Regions from separate parts of the Mus musculus genome. Here regions 2, 3 and 4 are each linked to region 1. Evidence: chromatin loops called from intact Hi-C (ENCODE). Cell type or tissue: left cerebral cortex. All regions are shown on one strand.

Evidence for each region. Peaks named below come from ENCODE experiments on the same cell type or tissue, not always from the same donor. Only the 100,000 strongest peaks of a DNase experiment are listed, where the experiment ranks them.
Region 2: a loop joins it to region 1, with 2.4 times the contacts of the local background. A loop is called at or near these places in 3 of 42 quality-filtered maps.
Region 3: it touches region 1 in a loop (2.6-fold over the local background); 6 of 42 quality-filtered maps call a loop at or near these places.
Region 4: a loop joins it to region 1, with 2.6 times the contacts of the local background. A loop is called at or near these places in 3 of 42 quality-filtered maps.

The regions. Positions count from the first base shown.
Region 1 is chr12:29,691,464-29,699,463 of GRCm38, forward strand. All of the region lies in intron 3 of Myt1l (myelin transcription factor 1-like), which reads left to right. Among named protein-coding and RNA genes, the nearest start is that of C630031E19Rik, 9.0 kb to the left of the region's middle. In left cerebral cortex, no CTCF peak of the experiment used is centred here; DNase peaks (open chromatin) are centred at 2,411, 3,824, 6,241, 6,796 and 1 more place; H3K27ac peaks cover 5,911 bases.
Region 2 is chr12:29,816,716-29,824,715 of GRCm38, forward strand. The region is part of intron 9 of Myt1l (myelin transcription factor 1-like); the gene reads left to right. Among named protein-coding and RNA genes, the nearest start is that of Gm46346, 95 kb to the right of the region's middle. In left cerebral cortex, no CTCF peak of the experiment used is centred here; DNase peaks (open chromatin) are centred at 4,477, 5,745, 6,306 and 7,376; H3K27ac peaks cover 4,274 bases.
Region 3 is chr12:29,750,950-29,758,949 of GRCm38, forward strand. The region is part of intron 4 of Myt1l (myelin transcription factor 1-like); the gene reads left to right. Among named protein-coding and RNA genes, the nearest start is that of C630031E19Rik, 69 kb to the left of the region's middle. In left cerebral cortex, no CTCF peak of the experiment used is centred here; DNase peaks (open chromatin) are centred at 4,362, 4,769 and 5,066; H3K27ac peaks cover 1,757 bases.
Region 4 is chr12:29,834,003-29,842,002 of GRCm38, forward strand. Myt1l (myelin transcription factor 1-like) reads left to right here. Exons shown (of 25, transcript NM_001093775.1): 12 at 2,348-2,438; 13 at 4,038-4,145. Among named protein-coding and RNA genes, the nearest start is that of Gm46346, 77 kb to the right of the region's middle. In left cerebral cortex, a CTCF peak has its summit at 3,689 (motif pointing left); DNase peaks (open chromatin) are centred at 3,639, 4,061, 4,661 and 4,890; H3K27ac peaks cover 348 bases.

The DNA.
Region 1 (8,000 bases):
GACACTTTGAACGTGACCTTCTGTTCTGAACACTCTGAAATAAATTACATAGAAATGACTGACAAGAAGACAATGTCCACGGGCAAGCCAACTTCTCTTATGGATTCACAGTAACAAAATGCTAGAGTGATTTTCTGGACAGTGGCAGACACCAGGTAGTGCACAGGTCTCCTCTACAGCACCGATAGCTCCGTTTCCTACCATCAGGAGGGTGAGCTGCTCGTGGCTCATAGCTGAGTCACTCCTGAAGGACAGTCCTTGGTTAAGAGTAATGAGACCCTTGAGGTCACAGCCTTCAAGTCAGGACACCTCATAGCCACTAACGGGGTATGTGCAGCAGCTTGAGAGAGCCTTGCATTCTATAAGGGAAGTTTGGAAGGTCTACCCCTGCCCCAAAGACTAGGCACTGCTAATGCTCTTCTTAATGGAAAATCTACAATAGTAGGAAGCCTTCTATGCTCTCAGACCTCGATTGTTTGTGGGTTGCTTTGTGGGTTGCTTGGCATAAGAGCTTGGCATAAGAGCAAGGACCTTGAAGCCCAGCAGTTTGAAATTCAAACTAGAAGAGGGGCCTGGGAAGAGGTCAGAAATTGACTAGAAAGGGGAAAAGGAAAGTCAAAACGAGTAGGAAAGAGGGAGGCTCTGCCAGGGGTGAGCAGATGAGAACAGAACACAGCCACTGGGCTTTGGAACAATGGAGGTCTTTGGTAACTCAGATAAAACCAATTACCATGAAGTAACATAAAACAACAAACAAAACCAGACACTAAATGGCTTGAAAGGTTATGGTCAGGCAACTGTGGGCTTTTTTTTTTTTTTTTTTTAGAGAAGAGAAAAAGCTAAAAACAAATAAGAGGTCAAAGAAAGAATTCTTTGTGCTTTTTGTTGTACAGAAAAGGCTTGGAGAGCATGTGTGCATGCCTTTGGTAGGAGACATTAAAATCTGCCTCTCCTCTGGCCAGTAGTGTCTATTGACTGGAAACCTGCAGCCCAGGGTCCTGGTTTCCTGGCACCAGAGAGCAGACTTCCTATTGGTTTGGATTACTGGTCTAGGCGCCATTAGGGACATGTATATGCAAATGACACCTGTCAGTGTCTCTCCATGGCTATAGCACTGTGAAGAATTGATTTAGAGTCTCTTAGTTATGAATTTATTCCGAGATTTAGAGTCTCTTAGTTATGAATTTATTCCGAAAGAGATGTGTGTGTGTGTGTGTGTGTGTGTGTGTGTGTGTGTGTGTGTGTGTGTGTGTGTTTTATTTGTGACTCTTCCTGCCTTAAATTATATTTCTACACATGGCTGATTTCGTTTTTTCATGAACAAGAAAAAGAGACAAGAGAGGCAGACCAAAATTGAAAAACAATTCTTTATTTACACAGCTATCATCTAATACAATATTAATTAAAAATTAATCCAGATACCTGTTCTGGTTGCTACCTATATGTTTTTGGGGCCTCCCTCCTCTTAGAACATTTCATAATTGGCATTTGACTTAAAATTACTTTATATTTTTCTCTGCTAGGTTTTGGGGGTTTTGGGGTTTTTTTGGGTTTTTTGTTGTTGTTTTTAAGAAAATGTTAAGAGAGGGTATATTTCATAGTCTGTTCATTTTGTCTTTTGATGCTTAAAGTTCACTTTGACTAACTTGAGTTATGACACCTGACACATTGTTAGCTTGTCCTGGGCCCTCCCCATCACAACTTGCCTGTCACTAAGAATCTCACTGGTTTCCTGAGGTGTTGGGTTTGTAACATGGGAAGGAGCTGGCCAGCCATCTCAGGACAGGGATCCCAGTAAGTGCATAGTCTATGTAGGCTAGTAACTCCCAAATAGGGCTCACGACCTTATTCTGCAGGGGGCTGTGAGGTTGATTATAGGCTGTTCCTCATACTTGTGATGCCCAAGTATCACTGAAATGAATCTAAAGGTGCTTTCAAATGCTTGTTAAGTTATGGTATAGATCACAGTAGGACCAGGGAGCAGTGGAGGAGCTGACCAAGAGCAAGAATGGAGTTGAGGTATATCCAAACCCCAGAAATCTCATCCTGAGATTGGCAGGAGTGAGACCACTCCCTCCCTTTCCTGGGCTCAACCCTTGCCCCACCTGAGGAGGTCACATAGCCAGCAACCAGGTTAAACTTGCTCTCTCCTTATAAGGTCATGTCCAGCCATACCTAGAATTCCTCCTTATGCAAATGTGACATCCTCAGTACCAGAGCCCACCCCGAATAGCCCCAACTCATCTCCAGGGATTTAAATATTGTGGATGCCGGTAAGTGCTTGCTGACAGAAGCCTGATATGGCTGTCTCCTGAGAGGCTCTGCCAGAGCCTGACAAACACAGAGGCAGATGCTCACAGCCAACCACTGGACAGAGTGTGGGATCCCTGAGGGAGGAATTGGAGAAGAGACTGAAAGAGATGAGGAAGTATGCAGCCCCATGGGGGAAGCAACAGTGTAAACTGGCCAACCCGCTCACACACACACACACACACACACACACACACGCCCCAGGAGCTGGACCACCAACCAATGAGTACACATGGAACAACCCATGGCTCCAGCCACATATGTGACAGAGAATGGCCTAGTTGGACATCAGTGGGTGGAGCTGCCCTTGGGCCTGAGGTTGTTCGGTGCCCCAGTGTAGGGGAATGCCAGGGCAGGAAAACGGGAGTGGATGGGTGGATAGGGGAACACCCTCATAGAGGCAGGTAGAGGGGAAATGGGATAGGGGGTTTCTGAAGGGGAAAGCATTTGAAACATAAATAAAGAAAATATCCAATTTTTTTTTAAAAGGAGAAAAAAAACCAACCTTTGTTCCCCCCAATTAAATGACCCATCTCACTAAAGTCTGTTCTGGTAATGCTCACTGCTGCCTGAGGTCCCATCACCCACAGCGTTCCGTTCCTGCCTTGTTTTCCCTTTCAGACTACTGGTCATGATCTTGGGTGTTCATGCTGTTATGGGTGGCGGAGTGGGGCAAGAACAACAGATCACCAAGCTACAGTTTGGACAGCAGTAAGGGGGAATGCGTGCAGAACACTGATACCAGATTGCTTTGCACTGTCCCCTGGGTTTCTGTGCTCATCATGTCCCCACCCCACCCCACCCCTGCCCCACACCTCTACTGGTGTTGGCAAGAATGATAAGCTGTTGTCAGACAGAAAGCAAGAGTGCTATGTGACATGGATGGAAACATGACTGAAGTTCACAGTCACATCCCAACTACAGTAATGTGTCTTGTGGGATGACTGGCCTTGCTGCCAGAGCCTGAATCCAGCCTTGGACTCTGTTAGGGTGTTTACAGCTTGCTTGATTTGTTTCCTGAGCCATGTACATGATTCTCATGATGGCTTCCCATGCATATATCTTGATATAAGGCAGTTCTTGCAACAGCTGTGTGAGGTGGAAACTATCTCTCCCCTATGGACAATGTTCTTTGGGCTCTGGGTATTTCACTAACTTAATAAAAACCATCAAGGACCAAAACACACAAAGACATCCCTGTTCTGTCTACCCAGTACCTTGCTGTTGGCTACTGCACTGAGTTGCCAGGACATCGGGTATAGGATAGCAGTGAATATCATTAGCCATGGGACACAGGGACAGACTTGGGGGCACAAAAAAAAAAAAAAGAAAGAAAGGAAAGGAAAGGAAAGGAAAGGAAAGGAAAGGAAAAAAAAAGAGAAATCCAGCCTTGGGCATACTGATTTCAAAATGCCTTGTGCATCAAGTGCTTGTAGTTGGCAGTTTGCTTTTCAAGAGACTGAGTGGGCTGCCTGATGTGTGGGTGGAGCTGTTTAAATCATGCAGTTATGGACACAGCAGGCTTCTGCCTTGGAGATGAATTTGGTTGCAGTCAGGGCCCTATTTATAGAAGGCAGACTCAGCATATGGCCCAGTTTAAAGAGTTCAGCCAGTGACAATGAACACTCCTTGCAGTTTCTCTAGAAGTTGAAAGGCATCCAGGACAGCAGGTATATATGCTGCCCCTACTCTGGTCTGTTCCCATTGTTTCAGAGTGGAAACCCCTGCCTCTGTGAGCCAGGCCTTGTGGCATACTTCCCAGGGACGCTGGCTTCCTGTAAGCTGCTCAGATCTGACGCCTGTTAGAATTGGCTCCTGACTGGAAGATGCTTAACTTCGGTTTAACCCAGAATCTTTCTTCAGTATCATGGTGGGTCATCACCCCTTAGACATAAAGATGAATGGTGCACTTTGCTCTGGTGTTTGTTGTATTGACTCTGCTGAAAAAATCCTGCTCCTCTTCTCCTGTACAAACTCCTGACAGCATGCACACAAGTTCTATTTTTTTTTTATACTATGCTACCTCAAGTGTCAATTTGTTGGGGTGCTCAGATCTGGTAAGGGCCTCCTCCTGTTCTCTTCCCCCAGCTCCTCTTCATTTCACACATGTGAAAAAGTATAAAAGGGATTTATGAGAAAGGCTTGTAACATGCCATGCCTCCTTCATATTTAAAACATCTCTGAAAATTCTATCAGGAAAATGTTGTTTATAATGACTATCAACCCAGTCCACCCGTGTGTGTGTGTGTGTGTGTGTGTGTTAGCATTTTGCTATAAGGAAAAAAAATTAAACCTAAAGTATACTGAACTCAGAAAGAAAGCAATCTCTGTGTGTCACAGATGTAGAGAGGAGAGAAAGCCGAGTGCAAGCAAAGTTTTGTTGTCCCTAGGGCCAGGCTAGGAGGACGGGACACTGCCTGTGTAGGCATTGGCTTTTCTCTAAGGCAGCTACAGCTGTGCCCAAGCTAGAAAGAGAAAGCTCTTTGGGACACCTCTGACCCTAATCTACAATCCTGTACTGTGCATCTTCTGTGGTCACAGCTCACAGAGGTGCTGACTTCCATGACAGCTATAGATCTTTCCTGTTCCAGGTCAAACTACTTATTCACTACAGATGGCACCGCACGGGAGCTTGTGCAAAAACTACCCTGCTAAATTACATTTTCTGAAGATTGGATCATTCTTGTCTTAGGTATAAAATAAAATCATCAATAAATAAAAGTAGATGTCATTACAGAGCATGAAGAGATGAGAGCCTCATTTTCCAGTAATAAAAAGGGTTGCCGCTATGATCCTATCTATTATCTTGGATAATAACAGTAATGTCTCCCATTGAAGTGTTTATAATGGGCTGAGTGACCTGGGATCCCACTCTGGGTGGGAAGATTTCTCCTTCAGGATGGTGACTGCTGTGGGTGGGACAAGAAGCCTCTTGATGGCAAAGGGCAGACACAACTTCCGTTGGCCTCTTGCCTCCTGCTCCAGAGAACCTGAGTCTACAGGGCTCCTGAAGGGGTGAGGGTATAAGAAATGCCTCTTATGCTATTCAGAGCTATTGTTGACACACTGCAGAGGGAAGTCCTTCAAGCCAAACATTAGCCATGCAGTCTGCCCCAGCAAGGCAGCCTCTTCGCCACTTGTCATATGATGTCCTTCCCTAGGACACTTCATCTGCCACCACTGACGGACTCACCAGCTTCCTCAAAAATCTAGCCTTCATGTTTCTTTTTAGTTTTATGTTGTTGTTAAAATATTTCACTAGTTTTAAATTTTTAACTAGGTGATTCCATCCTCAATATAGTAGTTGAGTTTAGTACTTTGGTAGTATTCAGAACAGAGTCATTCACAGCTTCAAAATGAGACTTGCTACCCATGGGAAATGCTTCCGTTTTCTTTCTTTTCCACGTAGCCCTGTTTAGGGTTTTTTTTTTTTCATGAATTCTGAGCATATTAATCATTTTTCTTAACTACTGGGTACCCATTGTGAGGAGGTAATATGTTCAAAATGTAACTTGAACAGTAATGTTTGTTATACAGTCAACAGTGTTATATCACATTAGTGGCAGTCACACACCCTTATAACAATTGTCACCAAATGTTGACATCATCTGATTCCAAAAATAGACCAGTCATAACCCTACTACCTGGTGTTTGGGGTCTGATATTCTGGAGTCTAGAAGCATGGAGCTATGGAGGAACACTCTCCTATATTCATAGCTCTGTTTGCCTAACAGTAATGTGAAGGCGTCCCGCAGTTGATCCCATTTCCTCATCTGAATCGGAGATGATACCTTCCTACCAGAACTCACCCGAGCCTCTGCTTCTGTTCCCTTTAAAAAAGGAGCTAGTTGGCCATCCTAGGAGCCTTGGTGAGGAAGGAAGGGCCACATGGCAATGAGCCAAAGAGGCAGAGCCCTTAACATGGTACTGGTATTTTCCGACAAGCCTGAAGGACCCACTTGGCAAAGTGGAGGCAATGGCGCATGCCCAAAGGATATAAGGAGCCCGTTTCAATGCTCCTTTCAACCTAAGACAGTAGTACTCGGTGCGTCAGATGATACCCTTGTCCTCTTGCTAATGGTAGCCAAGTGGTCGTTCAGGAGCCATCTCCTCTCTGCCCTATGGCCATTCTGCTATTGCTGTTCCTGCATCTCTAAAGGCTGGGGTGAAGAGAGGTGGCACTCCTCTGATGTATACTGTCACAGCAGCCATGTTACCTAGCTCTGGGATAAGCACTGGGACCCAGCACATACAGCTGCCCTGACAGAAGCAGGGCTGACCTTGTTTTAAGTGACTGGATGTGATTAATTTTTCAAATGTGGGTCCTTGGGAAGGCCATTGTGAATATATTTGTTTTGTTGCTGGATTATTGCAGTGTTGGGTGGTTTCTTTTCCACCCACACACAGAGATTTCTTTGAGAATTAAAGAGGAAGTAGGCAGGCTTTCTCTGGCACATGCAGACATGTGGAAGAATTTCTAAACCTCCTTTGGGGACGGTGTCCATAGCAACAGAGACTGTTCTGCAGAGGAATTCTCAATTAGCACCAAACACAGGAACATTGCTTGCCAGATTTCCTAGCCAGAGTGGTCACCATCACAGAGTGCAAGGTGCGCTGTGACACTATGTGATAGGAATACATCACGGTTAAAATGCTTGCACATCTATGATGCATGGGACTTTGAGACTATCGGAGTACCTTACATTGGAGGCTGGCTGTACACATTATAACTAGGTATAAGTTGTCACTGGAGCAGGATAAAGATGAGGGCCTGGCTCTGAGGTGACCTTGTAAAAATGACTTCCTATCCAGAGTCAGTGATTTAGGGGTTAAATTAATTAGATCTCTATGAAGTCATTATATACTATAGAGATCTAATTAACTTCGTCTATGTATCCCTGGGATGCATCGGCAGATGAAAAGGACACACAGACTGCCTCTTACATGATAAAAAGGGAGCTTGGGTATTCTTTTGTTACATAGTCACAAAGGCTCTAGAAGGATCTACAAAGAAACCAGCAATGTATACATATTTAGAATGACTGCGAATTAGGCAGATGAGCAATTAGCAAAGAAAAAGACTTTTCATAATAAATCCCAGCACACTATCTAATCCTAAACCATGCAGACATCTAATCAATAAAAATTTAACTTCCAAAGAAAATAAAATATGCATTTCCTTGATGGCCTTCCAGTTTGAGAGTAAACTATAAATCTTCCAGCACTAAGGTGTCATTCAAGCGTGTATTGGGCACCAACTACACCCGTGGCTCCTTGCCAAAAATGTATACATTTCATTTAAGGGGAGGCCTTTATACAGCAGGCACAAAAACAAGGAAATGCATTTGCATAGCGGTGAAAGTGCTCAGCTGAAGGGATTCGAGAAAGAAAATGACAGCCGCTATGGGGGATAAGGAAGGCTTCTGAGATAATGTGAGCCAAGAAAGGGCATGCCAGCAGGATGACGAACGTGTGCTTAATTTGCTCAGCAATCAAGAACCACTGAAGTGTTCGGAATGGGAGAAACTAATCATAGATCCTGCCTTTCAAGAAGGTGGTGGCTGGCGATCCTTGCACAGGAGGCGCAGCAGTAATAGCTGCCACCCCAGGATTTACGGACCAGATTACACGAAGGGCTCTAAATGCATTGTCTCCGTTAATCTTTAAAACACCCCTATCAATGAATAGAT
Region 2 (8,000 bases), 130 kb after region 1:
CTTAATCATAAAATAAACTTTATCAAATTTCATGAATGTGTGAGTATTATAAGACAAGTCAGAAAACGTGATAAAAATATAATGTCTCCTACCCTTAAGATGCAAACACATTCATAAAGTGCTGGCGGCTAGCCTTTTCTGTAGTACTGAAAACAGGATGTCACACACAAGGCTTGTTGTAAGGCCCGCAGCCGAGAACCAGCAGTGTGTTTTGTGTATCTTGTTCATTTCCTTTTTGACACACATGCTCTGTGGTCACAGTGAAGCACGATACCATGGGGCTCTGGGCTCTGGGCCATTAAGCTTGGGAAGGTCATCCAGCCTCTTAGAGCTCGTATAAAATAAGATCACCCAGTCACTGTTTACATGTCTTTCTCTGCAGTCTAAAGCAGGCACAAGACACAAAAGATCTTCACAAGTCTGAACTGTTTGCAACTGTGACATTGCAGCCATAATCAAAAGTGACCATATGATAATCTCTCCTGCATTCACTCGGTGCTGCACCACTCTAGACCTGTGGCTGTGCCTACCTGGAACACTGACCTAGTCACACCTGCCTGTCCTGCCCTGGGGAAAAGCAGTGCTCAAGACCATCCCCTGAGCTCCGAAGGGAAGGGGCATGCCTGGGTGTCAGGCAGTGAGGAAAAGTGCTCTCTGCTAAGGCTACACCAGAGCAAGGTCTCGAGGTGTCTGCCCATAGTCTCACACAGGGAGCGTGCTTCCTGTGTATTCAGAGAGTAGCGGGCTAGCTGAAGCTTTTATGTTTGCTGTTTGCATTAGAGTTTTCTTTTCTTTTTTGGTTTGATAAAGACTGAGTGAAGTAAGCAGAAACACACACTGGCCTAGAAGAATGCAGAATTAAGCACTGCACACTGAAGTGGTAGCTTCAAGAATTCATGCTGAAGCCAAGAACACATTAGGATGCGGAGGGTCAGTAGACCATGTTATAGAGAAAACAGCCTATACCTCCATAGGCTTCCTTAGAAGTGAGTTAGAGTCTCTACCAGGGATGAGGATGCAAAGATACAGGGTCCCCTCCAAACCCACCACAGTGATGTAAGAAATCCACCTACCTCAGCCCTGCTCTGAAGACAGAAGGGCAAGGATTGTTACACTTACCCCTTCAGCAGGATGCGCAGCCACACTGACACCTGCTCTGTAGGCAAGCAGTCCGCTAGGTTGACCAGTTGACCTGCAGAGGAGAGAGACAAACAGACAGAAGTGAGGAACAGGACCAGACGATGAGTGACGCTACTGAGAGACGCAAGCAGGCATAGAGACAGGAGGACAGGAACAGCAGAGGGCGAGACAGATGGACACTGAGAACGAGACAGAAGAAACTGCCCAATGTCATTGTTATCTCAGAGAGCTCAGAGATGTGAGGATGTGACTATCCTATTATTTTTAAATCTTCAAATCTAGATAAGCCAGTGCCCAAGTGTCATTAAGAAGCCCATCAAAACCTTATAAATGAAATTTAATTCACATTCCATTAATTTAGTTCCCTAATGAATGAAAACGTTAAGAAACTGAGTTCACAGTGTTTAAGTTAAAAGTGGCTTGGTTCTTGTTATAAATTATTTATCCTTCAATTTCCCTCATCTCACTGTATAGAAATCTTTGTTTTACTTACAAAATAGACAACTAACAGGTGACTACCGTTGGTAGGAAACTTGCCTAGGTTTTTTTTATTCAGCCAATGACTACCACTACACAACATTGAGAGGATTGTGCAAGCCTTCAATTCCAGCACTCACTCAGGAGGCAGAAGCAAGAGGTAAAGCAACCTATAGGTTGCTGTTTCCTATAGGAAGCCTTGTTCCTCTATGCTGGTCTACAGCCCTAGAATCAGTGTGCCTGAAAGTGAAGCAAGGATGCTGAGGGCTGCATCTTTTAGTGTCACTGTCCCTGCCTGGGTAGTGCCTGCCTGCCTCCCATGGTTTATAGGCTCTGCAGATGAAACTTGTCAGCCAGGGTAGAAGTCAGAGAAAGTAGCCATTAGCAAGCTTGGGACCCCAAACACTAAAATAACTCATAATACAGGATGCATAGCCAGCCTTATAACCTCTAATTAAAGGACCAGAAATTCTCCTTGGATGACTTCCCTCATCTATAAGTCAGAGAATGGAATACGGACTGCAGAGAAGTATCAGAAACCATTACAGGGGTCCTAGGAGACTGCCACCTCTTGGAGCAAAACCAGACAGTGGGATTAGCTGGAGGTTGCTACAACCACTGTTCCCAGTACTAATGAGACACAGCCACCTTCCCAGAGTTCAGAAGAAGGCATCTAGTACTGGTGTCTTGACCTGGTGTGGGAAGGTCCTGGCCATATTCTCATCCTCTGTGCCTAGTTCTTCACATGCCACACTGGCCACCTTTTCTGGAGTCTTGAAAACCTGGCACTTACTGCTTCTCACCAATTCTAGTATCTGCAGAAGTCTCCTTCCTCAAGAGAACTGGTCCCTCCCCAGCTTCTTGTCTCCCCTATATTCCCATCCAGCTTCCTTCTTCTTCATAGTATCAGCACCCTGATACTATGAAGAGTATTCATTTTCTACCTGTTCAACTTCTATGACTACAAAGATGTCATCTTTTTGTTTCATTCTTGAGTTCTAAATGTGATGTGATGTGATGTGATGTGTGTGTGTGTGTGTGTGTGTGTGTGTGTGTGTGTGTGTGTGTGTGTTACCCACTCAGCATACCACATATAGAATGTGACAATCACAGTATTTGTCTTCAGTTTGGTGAGAAGGCTGGTCTGGTGCCCTTTCCAAGGGCTCTACCTTTTTCTGTTTAATTAGGACTCTTAGAAATGTCAGTATTTACTTGGGGTTAATGAATTGTTGCTAGAACTCCACAGGTACCTCTTCATCCTAGGTATCCATTATTCTGTCCATACCTCAGTGTCCTGGGTCAGACTTTCTCTGAGAGGTATGTTCCAATGATCAACTTAGCTGCTGGCACCTTAATATCTTGAAAATTCTTACTTCCTTTCAGGAGAATATAAACTTTAAGACAATGTAAGGAACCAGGATCATTTCTGAGCAGGTAACTCAGTGAGAGAGGAGTGTGTCAGAAATAGGCCGTTATGATCTAGTCTGTGTTCTCTCAGCCCTGATTTGGTAGGCAATGCTAGACCATGTCAGACCTTGTTCAGGAGTGACAGAGGCATTGGCCATGCTACAAGCTAGATTGATTTACAAGGTTATATTGACAGCAAAGTGCACACAGGCATGGAGCAGACAAAATCAAATACTGAGTGTGCTTGTCTTCAGACAAGGAGCTCAAGTTTTCAATGTACAGACATGGGTAGGATTAAGAATGAAGTCAAAACAACATAGCTTTCAGAAGAGAGGCTGGAAATTCACTTGGAGCAATTGGGTGTGACACATCAAAACCATGTCCCAGGATTTAGCAGCAACAAAGCAAAGGCTCACTGGAAGGAGCTGCTGCAGAGCAGAAAATGGACAGGACTATTGAAACTGGACCTGCACCAGTGCTCAGAATCCTCCTGCCTGCCCTAGTGCTGCCCTCTCCAGATACCTCCTGCTTGTCAAGTGTCCTCTTCTCCTTCAGATGGGGATAAAGGGACTCCTGGGATGAAATAAGGTAGTCCTTGGATGCAGGGATAAGCCTGTATCCTAAGACCCTTAGTCTTGAGAGGCAAAAGCTTCAAAAGTAGGACCCAGGAGAAGGTAGCAGCTTCCCCTTTGGTGACACTGTCAGATACAGGATGGCGTGCTGATGGAAACCTCCAAAACCCTTAGAAGGAGTCAAAATGCAGCATCTAAACTTTCCAACCTCTAATCTATCTATGCAGTTAATGTATGGGGAGGAGTTACTAGCAAAATGTTCTACATAGATTTACTTTTAAAAGCCCCATCTAACCTTACAAACTTCACTAACCATAGAAAATCAGATGCAAATAACAACCATTCACTTTCAACAACATTCAAGAGAGAATGCATTTCATTAATATCTGGAAACAAAATTCCATTGTCTCTTTCCTCTCCACGGTTCACCGCCTCAGGTGTCTCCTCCTATCCCACAGCGCTGGCACCTCTTCTGCTTGGGACCTATTAAGCACATGTGCCCCTCGTAATGATGCTGTTCAGATAAGGCTTTGGGAGTAAGGAGAAAGGCTTGGGTTTAAGATAATCCTATTCTGAAATCCTCAGGATATCTACAAGTGCTGAAAAACTAACAGATGTATCTATAATAAAAAAAATCTGAAGATGGTGTAGAAAAATCAGGTGGAAGCTAGAGGCACTTTGCCACTGAAGGCATGCTGATAGCAAGGAGGGTGCCTGCCTTTCTCCAAATGTGATATGAGAACACCCCCAAGTTCTATCAGTAAGAAGAATTCCAATAGCTTTAAGTTAGCCCTTAAGAACTCAGAAAGCCCTGCATGAGCTGTGAATATAAAACACTAGTAACAAAGCGAACAGCAGCACTTAAGTAAGGTGTGATTAGGAAACAGGACACACATGGCTATGGTGGCTACAGTTAGCACCATCTGGCTATGACATGCCCATGCCTCTCTGGTCCATTCCCACCCGCCTTGTTGACCTAAAAAGACTTTTACATGTAAAAACTGTCTGGGGTTGTTATCTAGCTCAGCTGAATATCTGTTGATCCACTTGGAGCAGGGCACGAAACCTAGGGCTACAAGAAAGTCTATATCCTCCTCTGTTGCAGGAACACCACATGGGGTGGGCCCTGTCCCCATGCACTCAGTGCCTGGAGGCTTTGAAAGCCTCTGTACTGAACAGCAGTGAACTAGAGGGCAGCTTCTCTCCTACTTCCAAGGAGATGGCACACATGCTACACACTGTGTGTGTGGTGGTAGAAGGAAGATGAGATGGGAGATGCATGCTGCTCAAAGCCTGGTCTAAAGAAGTGGAGGCTATGTGATGTGAGCTCCTGGGGTCATAGTGAGCAGAACTGTGGGCAGTCAAGATCTGCCCTTTGTTAGCCTCTTTAAGTGAATTTCACCTTTCACCTACTTTCCTATTAGCCCAGGGCTGTCTTGATTATCCACCCAGAGTACAGGCCTTATCTATTTTTCTGATCTTCTGTGATAGTTACTCTTTATTTTCATTTTGGAATTTCCTCGGACACAGACTCTGGGTCTATGTTTGAAAGAATTTCCAGAAATGTTTTAAGAAAGAGGGAAGACCTACCCCAAATGGGGCTGGGGGATGCACCTCATAGGGTAGAGTGCTGGAATAAATTAATAAAAGTAAAACATCGAGGTGAGTGCCAGCAGTCTCCATTCTTTGCTGCTTGAGTTGTGAAGAGTCCTGCCTGCATGCTTTTACCACTATGGGTTCTACCAACCTTCTCTTCCCTAAGAGACTGCATCATCTTAATTATGAGTCAAAATAAATCTTTCTCCCTTTAACTTGATTCTGTCAAGTCTCTGGTCACAATGATGAAAAAATTGATACACCTTCCCAAACACAAAAGGACCTAAATTGCATTAGTCAAGACACTGGTCAGAGGCAGGCTAGCTGAGCTAGCAACCCTAGCACAAGTCTCAAAATGTGGTGACTGAAATATGTCTTCCATTCTTGCCAGCACAGTGAGGAGTATCAAGGGGAGAGAAAGTCAGGAGACAGATGCTGAGAATATCAGTAGTCACCCGACGGGGTGTACAGCACAGCTCTGCCTCATCTGATGAGAAAAATCTAGGTGTCTAGCTGCTTGTCTGCACCAAGCTCACTGTGTTCCTCTTCCAAGAAGACTGCAGTCTGGTTGCTATGGAAACAGGCAGTGCAGAAGACCGGTAAAGCAAATCTGCACAGCATCCCAGTATAGTCTTTCAGTTCTGTCACTTGAACACATGTGATCTGTGGCTTTCTGTTGTTGCCTTTCAGGAGTAGTAGCTACTAGAGAACCTTTCTTGGGGTCTCTACAAAGATTAGGAAGGACAAATAGACCATAGGACTGGGCTTTGTGTTTTGAATTCTACTGGGTACACGCACATACAGACACACACACACACACACACACACACACACACACACACACACACACACCCTGCTCTTCACTGTGTATGAGATTTGGTATGTGGAATATGTTTGTATGTGACTTGATCAGTACCAGATATTTTAAAAGTTCTATTTCAGACACGCTTTTTAGAGACAAACTCTACTACAAAGCCAGTGCATGGAGTTCCAGCCATTCTAGGAAAATCTTCCAACTAAGTGATTCTGTCTGCTCTCTGTGTAGTATAAAAATATTTCTAACAGTCAAACTTAGAGGAGGTGAGTTGTGGCAACAGCATTTATAAAGCCCTCACGGGAAGAAAAATCACTTGTGTAATCCAGTTAACAAGGAGGCTGGTAGCTGACTGGTGATCACATAGGCAGATCTGGGCTCAGCCACAAAAGCACCTCTATCTCTAGGCTCGTTTTCATCCTTTGGAAGTAGATCAACCTAAACTTCTCTGATTTCCATTCCCATATGAAAATTCTGATTTGCCTCGGAACACCTGGGCCTGGACAGGTTGGGAGGCGGCCCGGGTCTCAGCCTGGCCCTGGTACTCTATGAGATGACTAATCTCAAGCGCAGTGCAACAGAGGGAACACAATATCCTCTCTTCTCAGCACACTGTGGTATCCATGTTCCTACTTTTTACTGAGAACATAAACATGTGCATTTATTTTCTGGAAAATGCTTTGTTCATCACAAATGTATCCCCTGACTTTGAGAGAACATTAATCACTAGAGAGAAACAAGTAATATTGACTCCTGAAAGTTTTATAAGTTAGAATATTTGTACCTCATTTCTTGTCCTTGACTAGTACAGAAAATTCTGGACTGTTTGCCAAGACCCATAGTTATGATGGAGTCTTTTCAATGGTAGCCTCGGCAGAAAGACAACAATCTGGTAAATTATCTGAATACGGAAAACCAGACATGGGATTCTAAACACTTACCATGACATTCTAGTCAAGGCCAAGACAGGGTGCTTGTTTAGAATCGGTTTGCTAATGACTTGGAGCCTGTTTGCCTCCATTTAGTCCACATAATTAGGAGTTAACTTTAGGGGAAGCCTGGAAACAGTTAAATACTGGTAACCATAGGAATTCTATTAAACTGTAAGGGTTTTGGCCCTAAATGTCATTTTCTCAGCCACTTCCACATTTGCGCTGTCATTCACGCGGCCTCAGATGACACTGAGTATTAGTAACTTGAAGACAGGCCAAATCGTGCAGCACTCTCTGTCTTCAGATGCATTCCCCATAGCGTTTCCAGATTCCCTCCTTGAATAGGCTAGCTTGTCCAGGCATCTGTTCTGGGAGAGAAAGGATCAGAGAACAACTAGCACCCATGCCAGGCATTTGAAATACATGTAGTCTGTGTGCCTCACTCTGGGGTTTGTGGGAATTTGCGAGAAGGGGGCAGGCAGATAATTATCCCTGCCATACAGATGAGTTCATTATGACTCGGAAAGGTCACTACGCAGCGAGAGTGATGAGACCACTTGCATAACTCCTAATGTCGTATCTGCCTCCCTAGAGCACCAGAGTATGTGCAGTGTTCTCCCAATGTACTTCCCTGTGAGAGGCAGGCCTGCTACACATGATGGAGAAAGCCTGGCACTTTCCTGGTACTCAGACAGAGAAGGGGCCAACCCTGTCTCACAGTTAGTTCCTCAGCTTCATGAGTCAGCATGGCTGGGATACTGTGTAGGGCAGCTTGTCCATTTTCTTTTCATCTTCTTGGGGAAAGGTGACATAGAACAATAGTAAAGGGCTGAGATGGACTCCTTAGCCACGCCATGTAGAAAGCAGGGCAGGCAAAACCCTGAGGATGATCCTGCGGTGAGTAAAGGGAGGGTTAACAGCATTACACCTCCCATCTGCTAGTAAAAGGCTCATGAGGGCCTTGTCCTTTTCCAGCGCAGAAGTCATTTCTGACCTTAGAGATGCAGCAGGGATTCGACAGGATTTCCCCCCTGGTTATTACAGTCAGTGACGTCCTCCTCC
Region 3 (8,000 bases), 59 kb after region 1:
CCATGTGAAAGTCAGTTTATAACTTTATGCTTACTAATTTAAAAACCAGCTTCCATTCAACAAATACTGTTGGGTATTTTGTGCAAACATCACACTAGGCAAATACAAGGGAGCCTTTCCATTTGAGAGCAGAAATTCATTGAGCCTGAGAGCCACACCATGAATGGAGCATGCATCCCAGGCTAAGATATGTGGGTGATGGTCAGCATGAGGGACTCCTGTGGGGCTATACTATATAGGTAGGGTGCATATACAGCAGAGACGGTTCTCAGTTCATCCTGTTCTACTATGTCCCAGATTTGGGGATACACAGCCAGTTGAGGGAACAAATAAAACTTAAATAGACTATTAGACCCGTCATTCCTTTCTGAGACCCCCAACTGCCAAGTGTCCTTTATGTTGCATTTCTGTCTTCAGTTTAGAGTCAAGTGTGCCCACACTGAAGCAAATACCGGCATCACAGAAAGATAGCTAGGATATGAGCGTAAGCAGAAAGACCTTCCTGAGCAAGACCCTGCAACTGATTAAGAAAGCAGAAGGGAGAGTCAGGCTAATGTTTCAACTTCAGGAACAGGTGACTGAGGACATACGGCTGTCAAAGATTTGGCTGGTGAGATGATTGACAGGATCTGAGAGCCTGGAAAGGAGCCCACTCAACAGACTGGGTCTGAGGGTAGGGCCTGGGGTGGTGGTGGGGTGTAAGGCCTCCAGGACAGGGCAAAACATACTGGCATTTGTTCTGAAGTACAGGGCCTGGCCTAGAGGTAAAGTCTGTGGACTGAGCCTTAAAATAGAGGGCAGAATCTGTGATAAAGGGCAAAGAGACTACGGAGGAAAAACTCCATGAGTTTCCTAATTAGATAAAAAAAGTTAAATTAATGCATTAAGTGAACCTGCCAAGACTGAAAGTGCAGCCTCAAGAGCAGAATTTTGGGCCACATCGACCTGTGGGCAAGAGTAGAGAGAACAGCTTGGAGACTGTCAGGGGCCATCACCTCACCCAGAGCTGGAAGGGACTTTAAGAATAGAGGAGCAACCCAGACAAGCAGACATCATGGAAGGCTGACTTCTGAGAAAATGTTGTTAGGCAGAGTAGTGGCAGAAGGTAGATAAAATATGATAATTTTTAGATTACAGTCATGATAAAAAATTCAGAATTATTTGAAACTGGCATTTGTTTTTGAGGGGAGTATTTTAAAATACATGTAAAATATCTTCTCAAAAGAGAATCCAAGCTTTCCAGATATATATAAAAAATGAGCTGACAAAATAATTCTGCCCTCAAGTTTTGTTTTAATCAAGGGGCTTTAAAATTAGTAAATTTAAAAAGGTTCCTTGTACCACACGTAAGATACAACTTACCTTACTGTCTACTTCTCCTAAGGATACCATAACCTTTCCAATGTTTTGCAATGATGTTAGGGTTTAGGGTTGAAATGGCGACTTAGCAGAGATGAAGTCCCCATTCTTGTCTCTGGATCATGCAACCCAAGCCCAAGCCTTGAAAGGGGTGGAATCCACTTGGTGTAAGAAGAGGGTTCTCCCACAGCCCCCAGCTTCCTATCATCCATCAAACACTTCGTTGATGGGGCAAGAGCCTGGGTCTAGCTTCAACCTCCAGAAATCAGGGTATGGTGGAAATGGTCTCCTTGAATAATACACCTGAAGTCAATGCTAGGAGCTTTACCTAAACACCCTCAAGGGCCACTCTTCCTTGAGAAACCTGCACCCCTACCTGTCTTTCTTTTTTCTCAAGCTTCTTTCTTCCTCTTGCTCTTGTGTCTGTGTGTCTTAGTAAATGGTGACTCTCTGCAAAGCCCACACCAAGCTCTGGCTGTGTTTATGACTCCCTCTCTCTCATATTTAAAGACTACGTTTATATATTTATCTCCAATCAAACCTGCTTCATAAAGAATAGCTTACAGGTACTAAGACCTCACCTCTGTTAGAGATGGTCTCTGACAGTATGCTGGACTGGAGACAAAAGAAAATGATGGTCCCATTCTATGGACAGAACTCAGAACACAGACAAGCCCGAGGAGGGTATGCACACTGAATCCAGGTTGTTGTTGGCCCTTTTTACCATAGTCCTGAATTAGGCTCAGTGAACAACTAGCAGGTTAACTCCCATGCCCCTGTGAGGAGCCATAGCTCTCTGGGGCTATGGTTCTACTACTACCTTCTTCTGTTAGCTCATTCCTGCCCCCATCTGGCCCTTGTATCTTCTGGCCACAGAGTTGCCATCAGTTCCTATCAGCTTATCAACTATAACTATGGATGACTCTATACCTTCTCCCTTTGTCCTTCCCTCTGACACAGGAGGACTTATGGGCAAGTCCAAACAACTCAATTCTAGCTAGCTAAATTTTGGATGCTAATTCTTCAGGGAAGGAGAAGGTTCTCCGGGCCTCTGAAGACACCCCATGATGAGAAGCCTCTGGTGGGAAATAGACAGTTTCACACTAACCTCAACTGTCAGCAATGGCACCACATTGTCAGGTTCGTGGTCAGCATATGGACATGACCACTTGATCTGCATCTCCATTTAACAGAAAGCCCCGCAAAGAGCCATCTTCAATGATACTTGGTGCCAGACTAAAAACAAACCTGGAACAAAGAGAGGGGATTCACAAGCAGTGCAGCACCTCTGAAGCAGAGGACAGACAGTGAAAACAGTGCCTTCAGCGCAGCCCTGGTAGCAGACTCAATGGGCTCCAATTGCAGGCAGTTTAATCTTCCTATATCCATGGAGCCTGCAGGGTCCATTCTAGAGCTCTGGAGTGCTGGCTCCACCTGTGAGGACCTGTCTGCTCCTAGTCTCATCCAGGCAGCTGATGGTAGCCTTTGTCCTCCTCTGACTTGGAAAGGCATCCCCCTTTCCTCTACCTCCTCATGTCATTCCTCCTGTGCATTTGTATGGACAACCCTTTTATAAGAGTGCTGCCAAACTGGATTAGGAACTGCCTCACCGTCTCATGGCCTCATCTTAACTAATGAAATCTAAATTCACTTAGTCTATGCTTCCATAACAACACAGCCTGGACAGACTAATTTATAAGGAATAGAAATGTGCTTTCTTATCATTCTGGAAGCTGGGAAGTCCAAATTCAGAGGCCCAGTAGGCTGGTTACCTGATGAGAGGAGATATTGGGACCTCATTCAGCAGAATGCCAAGAGCAAATGGAAGCTCACTCTCATGACCAGTCATCTCTTAAAGTGTTCTACCATGTATGTTATTATCTCTGGGCCTGACTTCTATATTAGTTATCTTTTCATTGCTGTGACCAAATACCTGCCAAGGAGAAGACTAAGGAAGGCATGACTTATTTTGACTTACAATTTGAGGGTATCAGCCATCATGGTTAAAAGGCATGATGGGACATGATGATTGGGACAGCTGATCATGTGACATCAACAATTAGGAAACAAAGAGTAATAAGGCTACTACTGAAATACTACAGTGAGGACGTCAACTGTGGATTTTTGAGGGACAGAGTTGAGCCCATCACAGTCAGGTTTGATAAAATGTGATGTTGGCAGCCTTCCTTTTGCAGGGCTAGCCCAGCATCTCTCAGAACCAACATTTCTAGATGGTAGAGAAAAATATCTAGTTCTAAGTCACAGCAGAGAATACTGTTGGACAATCACACCTGGGTATGGGCCCTGTGAATAGCTCTCAGGAAGCAGCAATAATCCAAGAAAAAAAAATGGTCTTGCTTGCTTTAGGTCACAAGACAGCAGGTGACTTTCTTCTGTCACACTTGACTCATTTGACCATATCAACTAACAGTCTGGAACTTAGTAAATTTCAGAGGGCAAAATCAGGTTAAAGGATTAACATTCCAAAGCAGCATATTACATGACTTGTCTGGTCCCAAAAGACCAGTGGGCTGCCAGGTAGAAAAGGGAAGATTGAAATTTCTCCCAATACCTCTTCTGACGTCACTGAATGATTGAGTTCTGTTTCCTTTTTATTTAAAAACTTTCAAGTTAGTGCCTGGAAACTATTGAGTTAGCCAAAGGAGACAGAGGACTATACAGACTACTCTGTAAACTCAAGAGCATTTACTCCTATGGACGAGATGCTGATCAACCTAATATATAACTATTTGTGTGAAGCCATTTGGAGGATGTGCCCAGGTTCAATGACATACACACTCTTCTCTGTATGCAGCGAAGAGTCTCGAGTGTTCTCTGGCAGAGATTTTCTCCTATCTTGGAAGAAATCCTACCCATTTTTAGTAGATGCATGTCTATGGGGTTGCCAGGGCAAAGTCAGGGCATATTTAACCAACATTCTGAGGCTATTCCGTCTGTAGCTGACAAGGGTGCCAATGTGCTGTGTGATATGAAGACATCTGTCTGATAAGCCTTATGAACAAATGCTCCATCCTGCAGGGTTTGGCCCATTCTGTGCCTGCTCACATAAAAACATTTTTTTTTTGAAACTGCAGCTTCTTTAAGTGTCCATGCCCTGCTCAAGCATGGTGTCCTGGTCATAGCTGGAGCTCAGCATAGTCATACACACAGTAAATGAATGCAAGTATGAACCATGCTGCCTTCTCCACTCTAGGCATCTCGAGATCAGCAGGGTCTTAGTGAAGTGAATAAATGACCTTTTTCCTAAGGACTGTGTCTCAGTGTACTCTGCTACTTACCATCTGTTTTCCAGAATGTTCCAGACCAGGCAGTGGGAGTCTACTTAAAAATAAATTATACCACTCACTCTCTTGCTTAAAGTCCTATATCTGGCTCTTCTGCTGCTCAGAATAAGCCCCAGGCCTACCCTGGGGTGTGAGAATCCAGGTTGATGAGGCTTGCCTGTCCTCAACCTCATCTAGGTCAGGTTCTCCATTCCTGCACTCTGAGAACTCCAAGCTCACTACTCTACCCTCTGACCCTATACGTAGTACCTCTCCCTCTTGGACTGTAGACTTTCTGTTTCCTCAGTATAGAAGTTTCTTTGCTGGTTCCTCACAGCTTCTCTGTATCTTCCTTCTAGGGTTACCCAAGTGTTACAGTTTCCTTCCTTAGGAATACTTGTCACCCAGGAGGCCCTGCCAGCCAAAGTGTCCCATCCTGGCAGCTGTCCATCCCGCCTCTGCATTAACCCAGTTCTCCGACTCCTGGAGTCTGAGCCAATATCTTCTATTCCAAGGCTTCCCTTTTTCTGAAGGGGCCATCCCAGGACAGTGGTGCTACACTCACTGGGACTGTGCCCACTGGCGAAGTTCCTAGTTTATATATACCCCAAATAAACTTTGGCTAATTAAAGATGCACATTTTTAATCCATATATTACACAAAGATTACAAGAAAACCCTATAGTATGCCTTTTACCATAAATAAGAAAATGCTTCTTAGATACAGCAGCACAAATTGGAAATTATGGGAAAAATAAAACAATTAACGTAACTAGGTCAAAGTTCAAAATGTTGCTATAAGAAAATCTTATATACAAAAAGCTCACAGACTGCTGGCAGGTTACAGGAAAGACCTAATGAATTATAGAAAAAGATCTATAATGACACATAGCAACATAGAAAGGCAGGGATGCATTTAGGGAGGTCAGAGAACATGACAGAAATGCTAGTCACGCAGTGCGGCAGACACAAGGAATTCGAGCATTCCATCAATGTGGCAGAGAAGCCTAGAACACCAAAGAAGTGGCCAGAGGGCTGGAAAATATAGACTCACATTTTTTGGTGAGTGAAATACAACATGGGGTGGGTGACTATTCAGTACCTGTTAAATTTTGTGTCTCTATCCCTATAATGTATAAGGAGACACACGGGAAGAGTATTTTTGAAAGAGCTGAGGAGATGGCACAGTAGTAATGCAAGTGTGAGGAACTGGGTGTTTTTAAATCTCAGAATCCACATAAAAAGCCAGACATGGAGGCCCACGCCTAGAAGCTCAGTGCTAAGAGGGCAGAGACAGGCCAAGCCCCGAAGTTCACTGGCTGACTTAACCAAATGATGAGTTCCAGACTCAGTGAGATACCCTGACTTAAAACAAACAAACAAATAAACAAGATGAGTACAACTGTGGGGATCCATCTGGTGCTGACCTCTATATTCCATACACATATGCATGCATATTCACATGTACTACTGACCACATGAATAGTCATACTTACAAAAAGTGCATACATCTGTACACATAGAGGGTGCAAGAGAGAAAGAGAGGGGGAGCGCTTTATGAGAACACTGTATGCTAGTGGGAAAATCCCAAATTCTTTTAGATGTTTTAATCATTATACTGTTTTGTGCACATGGGTACTTTTCCTGCATGTATGTCCTATGCATACCCTGGAATCCAAAGGAGGACAACAGATCCCCTGAGACTGGGGTTCTGGGTAGTTGTGAGCAGTCACTCGAATGCTGGGGATCAAACTTGGACCCTCTCTACAAGAGCAACTTAATTGCCGAGCCATTACTCCAGCCACAAGGAAAGATCCTAGATTCACGCTAGTCATTTGATAGACTCATAAATTACATGTGGCTCTATTACTGGGTCACAGCTTATAACAGAACAGAGGTATAGCTACTTACCGTATGGGAAAATTGTTCTACTAAGTGAGAATGAGTTAGCAGAAGGAGGTACACAGTCTACAATTCCTTCTACAAAAACCTAAAGTGAGTCATAGGGTCAGACTAAGGCTGTGCCTGCTTCTGCATAAATCCATGTCTGTACACATGTCTATACATGTAGAGTGACTACAAGTACAAGCAGAAATTATGGAGCAGAAATCAGTATGAGAGTCAGTCATCAGGGACTGTACAATGGCCTCTGGATGTCTAACTTAACTCCAACATCATGTTCATGGGTCAACTATGCAGGCTCTGAGTTAAGATTAGCTGGGACACTAAATCTCTTCTCCTGGGCATGGTTCTGTCTTGCCTAAGACTCTGAACTCAGTTTTTCACACAAAGAAATGATGGTTCTCTCGAATGGAAGTCAGACCTACTCTTGACCTTGAGTGGAATGATGTCCGTCCAAACCAAACTCTGTCTGCTGTCTGACACCTCCCAACTGCTGCTCATCCAGTGACCTTGAGGTGAGCAGAGTACAGGACCTGAAGCATTCTGTGTCTGAGGAGTTTTCTTTCTTGGGACTAAAAGTAGGCAATACCAAGAATGGTCTTTTCTAACCTCTGTTAGATGGCATTCACTGTGGGAAGCATGAACCAAAGAGTTCACAATAGTGTGAGAAATACTACCCAGGCCCGTGTGACACAGACAGACTCTGGGAATCGGCCTTTACACTTGGGCCTCATCCTAGGAGGATGAGACTCTGTACATATACCAGTTTGGGCAGGCCTCCCCAGAACCCCATGACAGGTTTTCTGTCTGTTAGGTACAGCAGGAAGAGAGCTGGTTACTAGGGGCTGGCAGTGGGATGAAGAAGGAGGAGATGATGATGGGGACCAAGTTTCCCAAGATTGAAGGCAGAAATCAAGCAATCAGTTGCCATGCATAATGGCTGTAGTTAAGAATAGCATGCATATTTATAAATTGCTTAAAGAATGGGTTTCTAACATGCTTACCACACATACAAAAAACAAAAGTAGTGAGTTATCAAGGTGTTAGGTATGTCTTAATTTGCTTGGTTGGATATTCTACATAGTATAGGTCAAAACACCACCTATTCCCCATAGATATACACTAGAACACTCTATTACTTAAACGTAAATTTCTGAGAGCTGGAGAGATGACTTGGTGGTTAAGAGTACTTGCTCTTATAGAGGATTAGATTTCAGTTCACAGCACTGACATCAGGCAGCTCACAACAACCTGTAATTCTAACCCAACAGACTCCCAAACACATGTTCATGTGCACACATACACATATACACATGCACATATACACATGCACATATACACATGCACATATACACATGCACATATACACATACACATATACACATGCACATATACACATACACATATACACATACACATATACACATGCACATATACACATGCACATATACACATA
Region 4 (8,000 bases), 140 kb after region 1:
GATAAGAATTCTCCTTGACTCTATTTTCACAGGAAGTATCTAGATGTGGTTCAAGTATGGGTTTTGCTCTATTGAACTAGAAACTGAATAGGCTTGCCCTGGTTGGTCACATTCAGACCCACCTTAGCAGGCAGTAAGTGTAGCTCAGGTAAGACCTGGTCTTACAAACTGTCTGAAGCAAAGCATTTCTAAAGGCAGGCATGGTGCATTCCTATAATCCCAGAACCTGGGAAGTAGAAGCAGGAGGGCTGAGTTTGACATTAGCCTGGTCTAGATGAGAACATGTCTCATGAAGGGTATAGCCGGCATGGAGGTACAGAGGAACTCTAACTGCTTTCTCGTGAGTAGTTCTTCATAATACTGTAAAGTGTAAAGATAATAGTAAGTAGAGTACTCCATAGTAGCCTTGTTTGGTTTTCTGGGCTGGCTTCCCATCCATTTCCGCCCAGATGAATTCAGTGAAGGGCTCTGCCCTGTAACATACTGACTAAATGACAAAGGGCAGTTCTGTGCCTAAGGAGACCCCAACTGAGCCAGACAGAGTTTCTGTCACCACTCCACAGTACAGACTTAAAGTGTGCTAGGTAGCATGGGAGGATACCAAGAAGTAGGTCTAGTGGGTGGCACCCTAGGTGGCATCTTTTGAGCTCCAGTAAAAACAGGAGTGAGTTACCAGGGAAAGGCATGAAGTGTGAGTGACAGAAAGGAGCCCCAACATAGGCTTGTGTGGAAAGGTGAGGTAAAGAAAGAGATGTGGGGCAGCAACCAGGTAAAATAGCATTTTTTTCAAAAGCCCCAGGTATGAAGGCTGAGGTTCAGAAGGAGCCTAGGAGGAACGGTTAGAGGTCACTGGGGTTCCTGTTTGAAAGTCTTCCCAGTCTTCAGAGAAAGACTGGGGAAAGTAGTGAGGGTAGCGCCACAAACTGAAGAGGAGAAACGGTTTGAGACAGTTCACAGAGGCAACATGCAGACTGAGGAAGCAGATGCCACTACAGGTGTGGACTGAACATAGATAATTTCTGTGTCTCCACTTAGCAGGACACAGCCATTTAAACTCTACCGCACGGCTAAGCCTGAAAGGTGTTTGCTCTCTCCAGGGAAGATTTTATAATAGAAATATTTAGCATAAAGAGAAAGAAAGGCATGTGTTAAGGTAAAAGAGGAGTGTGTGCCATTCTAACAGGTCAATAGGCTAGTAAGATTGCAGATTTCAAAGAGAAGGGCATATCTTCCTCTGAGATAGGGAGTCCTCTGAAAGGGGTTCTCCTAGGCCCCCTCCAGGCCCTCACAGGAAATGAGCTGAATGCTGACATTTCCACCTTAATTCATATCTAAACTTTAATTCATAACTTTAGCCATACCTAAAGAAAGAGGCAGGAGCTATGAGGGCTTAAGAACAAAACAGCAATGGACTGTTCGTAAGGAATTCACCAGTAGTAAAGACGCAAAACATGGACAGGCACAAGGGCATGTGGAAACTTCACACAGGGCCCAGCAAGACAATGACCGCTCCACGGGAGAGAAGCCATGGACAATAGTGACAAGTGTGGGCAGACATGGCTGAGCAGACCTCACAAGACCACTTGACCATAGGCAGGCTTTGCAGGCAGTTAGGACTGGGCTTTGCAGACATCTAGATCAGACAGGCAGAGCATATATGGCCAGCAGGCTCCTTTGAAGTCAGTTGTCTTGACTTCCCCATCACTCCTAACCCCACATGTCTCAGCAGACAAAGGATGGAACAATAAGGACCAGCCTCCCTGGATGCCAGTAGGCAGTGTCCTTGTGCCCTGGGGACCAGCTCTCTCATCTTCCTATTTGTTAATTTCATGTGGTAAAAATGCAGGGATCTAATTATTCCTGTTCATTCTACTGAAAGCACAAAAGATTCTAATTTCCTAGGTAAACGTGATTTATTTTAAAAATGAGATTTAAAGTTTGGCTCACTCACATCAGACTTTCACAATCCCATGTGTTTCCAAAGCACAGGCATGTTTTTTTTTTTTTTAAACGCCCAGGCTATGTGCTGTTACATGGCTGATCGGCATCCAGTGCTTATCTATGGGATACACTAGGGTGGCCCTTGCTTCTGTCCCACATGGGACTATTCAGTTATGGCGCTCTCTGACCCCCATGGCTCCCTGCCAGTGCACCCTGCTTTGCATGCCTGAGGACAGTCATACAATCTTCTTTCTCTTCCCACATATATTTCCTGGTCATGCACATCACAGACGTTTGTAGTTTGTCTTAAACTAATCTAGCCTGTTAAAACAATTGCATATTGTATTCTCAATATTTCTCTCTTTTAATGCTGGGCTATTTGTTTTTTTGCCTCTCCTTTGTCAAGTTCTTGCCATGCATGAAAATGTTCTCAAGTGTCCCACTCCAGGCTGCACAGGGCGAGGGCATGTGAATAGCAACAGGAACTCGCACAGAAGGTAAGCCACACTCTGCTGGGGTCTATGCTAGAAGAAGCCACCCACAGCCCTTCCCCATGGTAGCTCTTTACTGCTATGCAGCCCCTCCCTTCCAAAGGAGAGCGGCAGACCTCACACATTGCTCCTGGAGAGTTGGTCATAGCACGTACAGAAATGTCAAAGGGTCAATTGCCCGTTTTTGAAGACTTAATTTCTTCAGTTATGTTGCCTCCTCTAGTATAATAGAGCACTGTTCCCTCACAAAGTCACCTACTCAGTACAGCATCTAAGATGGAACCCATAGCCACTTACAATGAAAGAGACCAGAAGGAATCCAGCAAGTTTCTCTAACCTTCTCTCATAGGAGAGGCTGTCTGTCACTTACCATTCAGGGTTGTGAACTAGAACCCAGCAGGGCAAATACAGAGGACTAACTTGGCTGCTCTTGAATTTGATGAGTCCCCTGGCCATCAGCATCAACATCATTAAAATATGAGCAGATGTCCAAACGCATCTGGCAGGGGTACACCAGTGAGGACGCGGCTCCAGGTCAATGGCTTTAACTGGACTACTGCTGAAAATATACACTGTCAGAATTGTACTCTTGATAGTGTTCCAGCTTTCTTCCCCATCCTCTTCAGACATTATAAGAGTCACTAAGTTCCTCTCAAAATCTAGGTGATAGCAGATCACTTCTTTTGCAGTAGCAAAATGTAACTCGGTTAGATCTGTCTTGCCACAGCTTAGATTTCTTCTTAAATGGGGGAAGGAAGCTGTAAAAGCTCTCTTAATTTTTACCTCACTGGTTAGTCACAACAAGAAGCTTGGTTACCAGTGTCAAGTTTATAATAAAACAGACCACAGCTCTATGCCCTGCAGAAGGTCTCTGGTACTGAGTCTGCAGGAGCTGGCAGCGATGCAGGAGATCCCGGCTGAGTGCTGTGCAGAGCCCACAGTGTCAGTTCCTTTTTCTGCCATCAACACACGTGTACACATGGATGGCCACACACACGGAGCTAGAACACACGGAGGCAAGCATGCAGATACTATGACTTCCTGTGGAAGCAGCTCAAACAAAGAGGCCTCAGTGTTCCCTCTGCCATCCTGATCCTGCTGCACTAGTTAAGAATCACATTTGCCTGAAGTCCTGGAGGTATTCCTGCTGTACCTCCCTTTCTTTGCCCCTCCTTTGGTGAGCTCAAGTCAGAATCCCTGAAGCCTTATAGATAGATACCTCTGGTATCAGCTCAGAGTGCCACCTTCTGGTATAGCCAACTAACTGCCACTCTTGAGTCTCAAAAACTCCTTCTCTAGCTGCTACTGCCTGACCTGCAGAAATGGCCAGCACTCCAGCATTTCTGCCTGAAAGTTTAACCAGCCTGTGTTGTATTTGCTTCCTGGAATTTGGCATACTCATCGGACAGGCCTGGTGCTGTCTGTCATAAGAGCTATATGCCAGAGCCCAGGAAATATATAGTACCAGGCAGGCTGGGAAATTCTCCTACCTCCATCTACCTCAGGGTCATCTTAGCTGGATGAAGGACAGAACATGGTGAATGTTATCAGTGTGTGGCAAGCCATTTGAGACCATTCAGTTAAATCTATCTTCTGTCATTGTAGCCTCTCTGGATGCCCCATTGCTGCTGCAGAAAAACTGGCAAAGGCCCAAGAGAAACACCAGAGCTGTGATGTGTCCAAATCCAACCAGGCCTCAGACCGAGTCCTCAGGTACTCAGCCGAAGTGTGTCATCAAGGGATTTCTCTCAGAATCTATCCTGACACAGAGCAGAGAGAGTGTTGGAGATGCTCCATGGAGTAGATGTGTTCTTGAAGGAGGGAAGGAAGCTATGCCAGATTAGAAGCTGAGTCCTGTGCCCTCAATCCTGAGAGAGTATGTAGAAGTCTGGTGGTCAGTGTAACTCCAGTGGCTCAGCATGACTTCAGCAGTCAGAGAACTGGATGGAGTTCTATGATTTGTAGTCCTGACAATTCATAATTCTATGAATGCTAACTAAAATAGAAGTTTTAGAAATCAGTAATGTTAGTAGCCCATTATAATTTTATCCCAGTTTGAAGCAAAGTACAGCACCTGCTTATGGGTGGCACGGGGCCTTTTTAAAAATGCAGGAATGACAAATGCCACATTCCCTGTGCTTGGAAGTTTTCTGTATGAAAAGCCATCAAAGCTGTCATCACCCCTTATCCTCACACACCCTGAGATGTGGGTGGAAGTAGGTGGCATCACTGCCGCTTGACAGGCAAGACAGAGCACAGGGGCTCACGACTACCTGACTTAGCACTGCAGGTTAAAGTGGAAAAGTGCCGAGGAGCAAGACTGAACCCCGTTTTCCAAAATCAGGAAGATGTTTATAGGTAGAAGACGACATCTACGTTCCTCACAGACTTCACACACATCTCATGAAGTCTGTGACAGTCCGTGTATTTCTGCTTTCTTACTCTCGTGACAATGTCTCCCCATAAAATGCTATCATCGTCATGTTCTCATTTGAATATACCCAGTTCCGTGGATGTTGTACCACAGTCATAACTCTGTGCTAGCTCAGAGGCATACGGGCTGTCTCTAAAGAGTAATGATGAATAGTTTCCCATAGATACAGCATTTGGCTTCTACTATAGGTATTTCTTTGGGATAAGTTACTTAGAGAAAATTACTAGGCAAGAGATAGACACATTTTGGTCCTCATTTAGTATTTTTTTTTTGCAATTAATTAAATTTCCTTTCTCCTTTGAGAAAGTTAAAAAGTGTATAGGAATTTTTATATATTTAAACAAAAATAAAAAACTAAATGTAGCTATAATCCCTCTTTTCCAAGATAATCCTTCTCTGACTTTTGATATTCTCTGCATTATGATGAGAACTTAGGTGAACCTCTTGTCTGCCTCTCAGTTTCCTATTTACTGCCACTATCCCTTTGCAGATATGACTGAATACTAAACAAGTTGTCCAACTTCTTCCCCACCTCTCAGTCCACTAATCAGTGGAGGATTCCCGCAATTCCCAAGGATGTTTAAGGAAGCAGAGTCCTTAGCCAAAGGAAATGTGGGAAATTGTGAAGGAAAATAGCTCAGCAATGTCACATTCTTATTCTAATACCACACCAGAAAAGGTGCTTTTAAAACATAAGCAAATAAGCCAGGCAATGGTGGCGCACGCCTTTAATACCAGCACTTGGGAGGCAGAGGCAGGCAGATTTCTGAGTTTGAAGCCAGCCTGGTCTACAGGGTGAGTTCCAGTACAGCCTGGGCTACACAGAGAAACCCTGTCTCAAAAAATCAAAACAAACAAAACAACATAAGCAACTAAAAGAAATGGCAAGTGCCATGTGAAATCAGGGGCAAATTATATCACTTTTTTTAAGTACTAAAAAATTATACCAAAATTTCAACAGTTTTAAATCTGAAAGAATTCTGGGTTATCGTCTCTTTTAGCAGTTTTTATATTTCCTAAATATGTTTTCCATGAATTAGAGAGGCTGTGGAAGTCAGACAAACACATGCAGGCCGAGCCTCAAGGACCCCCATCCTGGTCCCAGAGAGGACGTCCTTCGCGCTCTGACCTCCCACAAACCCTCACTGCGGTGGCCGCCCCAGCCCACCCAACAGCTTCCATTTCACACACCGGAAGTCCACGAAGGACTTCCCAGTCAGGTGCGCGCTGAGGTTTTCCCCACCTCAAGCTGAGACCAGGCTGCATTCGGGCTGATAAGCCTTGTCTCCAGTAGGCTGACTGCGGCCGTGTTTCCGGGGGGAACAGGCAGTGTTTCCGGTAGTCAGGCCGTACATCCGGCTAAGACCCAGGTCGTGTTCCCAGCTGAGGAGAGGCAGTGAGTCCGGCCGAGGGCAGGTAGTGAGTCCGCCCAGGAGCAGGCTGGGCATCCAGGGCTGGGCTGTCTCCCAGTTGGGTGCAGCAGCAGTGTTTCAGGATGACGAACCGGCAGTATTTCCCACTGAGGTACGGGCAGGATTTCCAGGTTTGAGCAAGGAAAAGTTTGTCATCTGTGATTGGCCTTTGTAGATAGACCGTGAGCCAACACTAACCACTAACGTGGTTCACCATAGTTTTGGTTTTGGTTTTTGTTCCCCTCGGCCGTAACACCCATTTTTTCATTTTTCTCGTTTGTTTGTTTTTTATTAGATATTTTCTTTATTAACATTTCAAATATTATCCCCTTTCCTGGTTGGTTTCCCTCCCCTATCCCCAACCCACCCACTCTCATTCCTGGCCCTGGCATTCCCCTGTACTGGGGCATTGAACCTTCACAAGACCAAGGGCCTCTCCTCCCATTGATGACCGACTAGGCCATCCTCTGCTGTATATGCAAGTTAGAGCCATGAGTCCCACCATGTGTTTTGTTTGGTTGGTGTTTTAGTCTCTGGGAGCTCTGGGGTTACTAGTTAGTTCATATTGATGTTCCTCCTATGGGGCTGCAAACCCCTTCAGCTCCTTGGGTCCTTTCTCTGGCTCCTTCACGGGGGACCCTGTGCTCAGTCTAATGAATGCCTGTAAACATTCACTTCTGTATCTGTCAGGCGCTGGCAGAGCTTCTCAGGAGACAGCTGTATCAGACTCCTGTCAGCAAGTTCTTGTTGGCGTCCACAATAGCGTCTGGGTTTGGTGGTTGTTTATGGGATGGATCCTCAGGTGGGGCAATCTCCCGCTGGTCATTCCTTCAGTCTCTACTCCACACTTTGTCTCTGTAACTCCTTCCATGGGTATTTTTCCCCCTTCTAAAAAGAATCAAAGTATCTACACTTCCTTCTTCGTGAGCTTCATGTGCTCTGTGAATTGCTATCTTGGGTATTCCAATCTTCTGAGCTAATAATATCCACTTATCAGTGAGTGCATATCATATATGTTCTTTTGTGATTGGGTTACCTCACTCAGGATGATATCTTCCAGATCCATCCATTTGTCTAAGAACTTCATAAATTCATTGTTTTTAATAGTTGTGGAGTACTCCATTGTGTAAATGAATCACATTTTCTGTATCCATTCCTCTGTTGAGGGACATTTGTGTTCTTTCCAGCTTCTTGAGGTCTTACTTTTTGGAAAAAAGTTTGATATAAATGGGAAATAGAATGATCAATAACCCCTCCTGAAATTAAGGGCCATTTTACGTAAATACACTGTTCAAAAATGGTGGAAATATGGGGATACCTGCCTGCAAGGACTTTTAACAATATTTTACCTCAGAAAAAGTTTAAGACTTGAGATTGAGATGTGCAAACACCTATCGGTATCTATTATACAGAACAAAAATTGCTTAAAGAGTATAAGGGCACCAATGTTTAACTTAATTCTTTTGTGTTTGAGGTGGTTTCCACTTTTAAAATAGACACAGACACATTAGTAAAGGAATAAGAATCAAAACCCCCTCCATTTAAATATTTTATCCCAAAGTCTAAGATAAAGGACTACTAGATAAAGAACATTGAAGGAACATGAATATTTATTTGCTCATAGGTTCTCCTACAATTCTATTTTAATGCCCAACTAGATAAATTCTGATACAGTTTTGTCTCATTCTGTGTTCCTATGTGTGTCTGTTTCTTAGTTTTAAG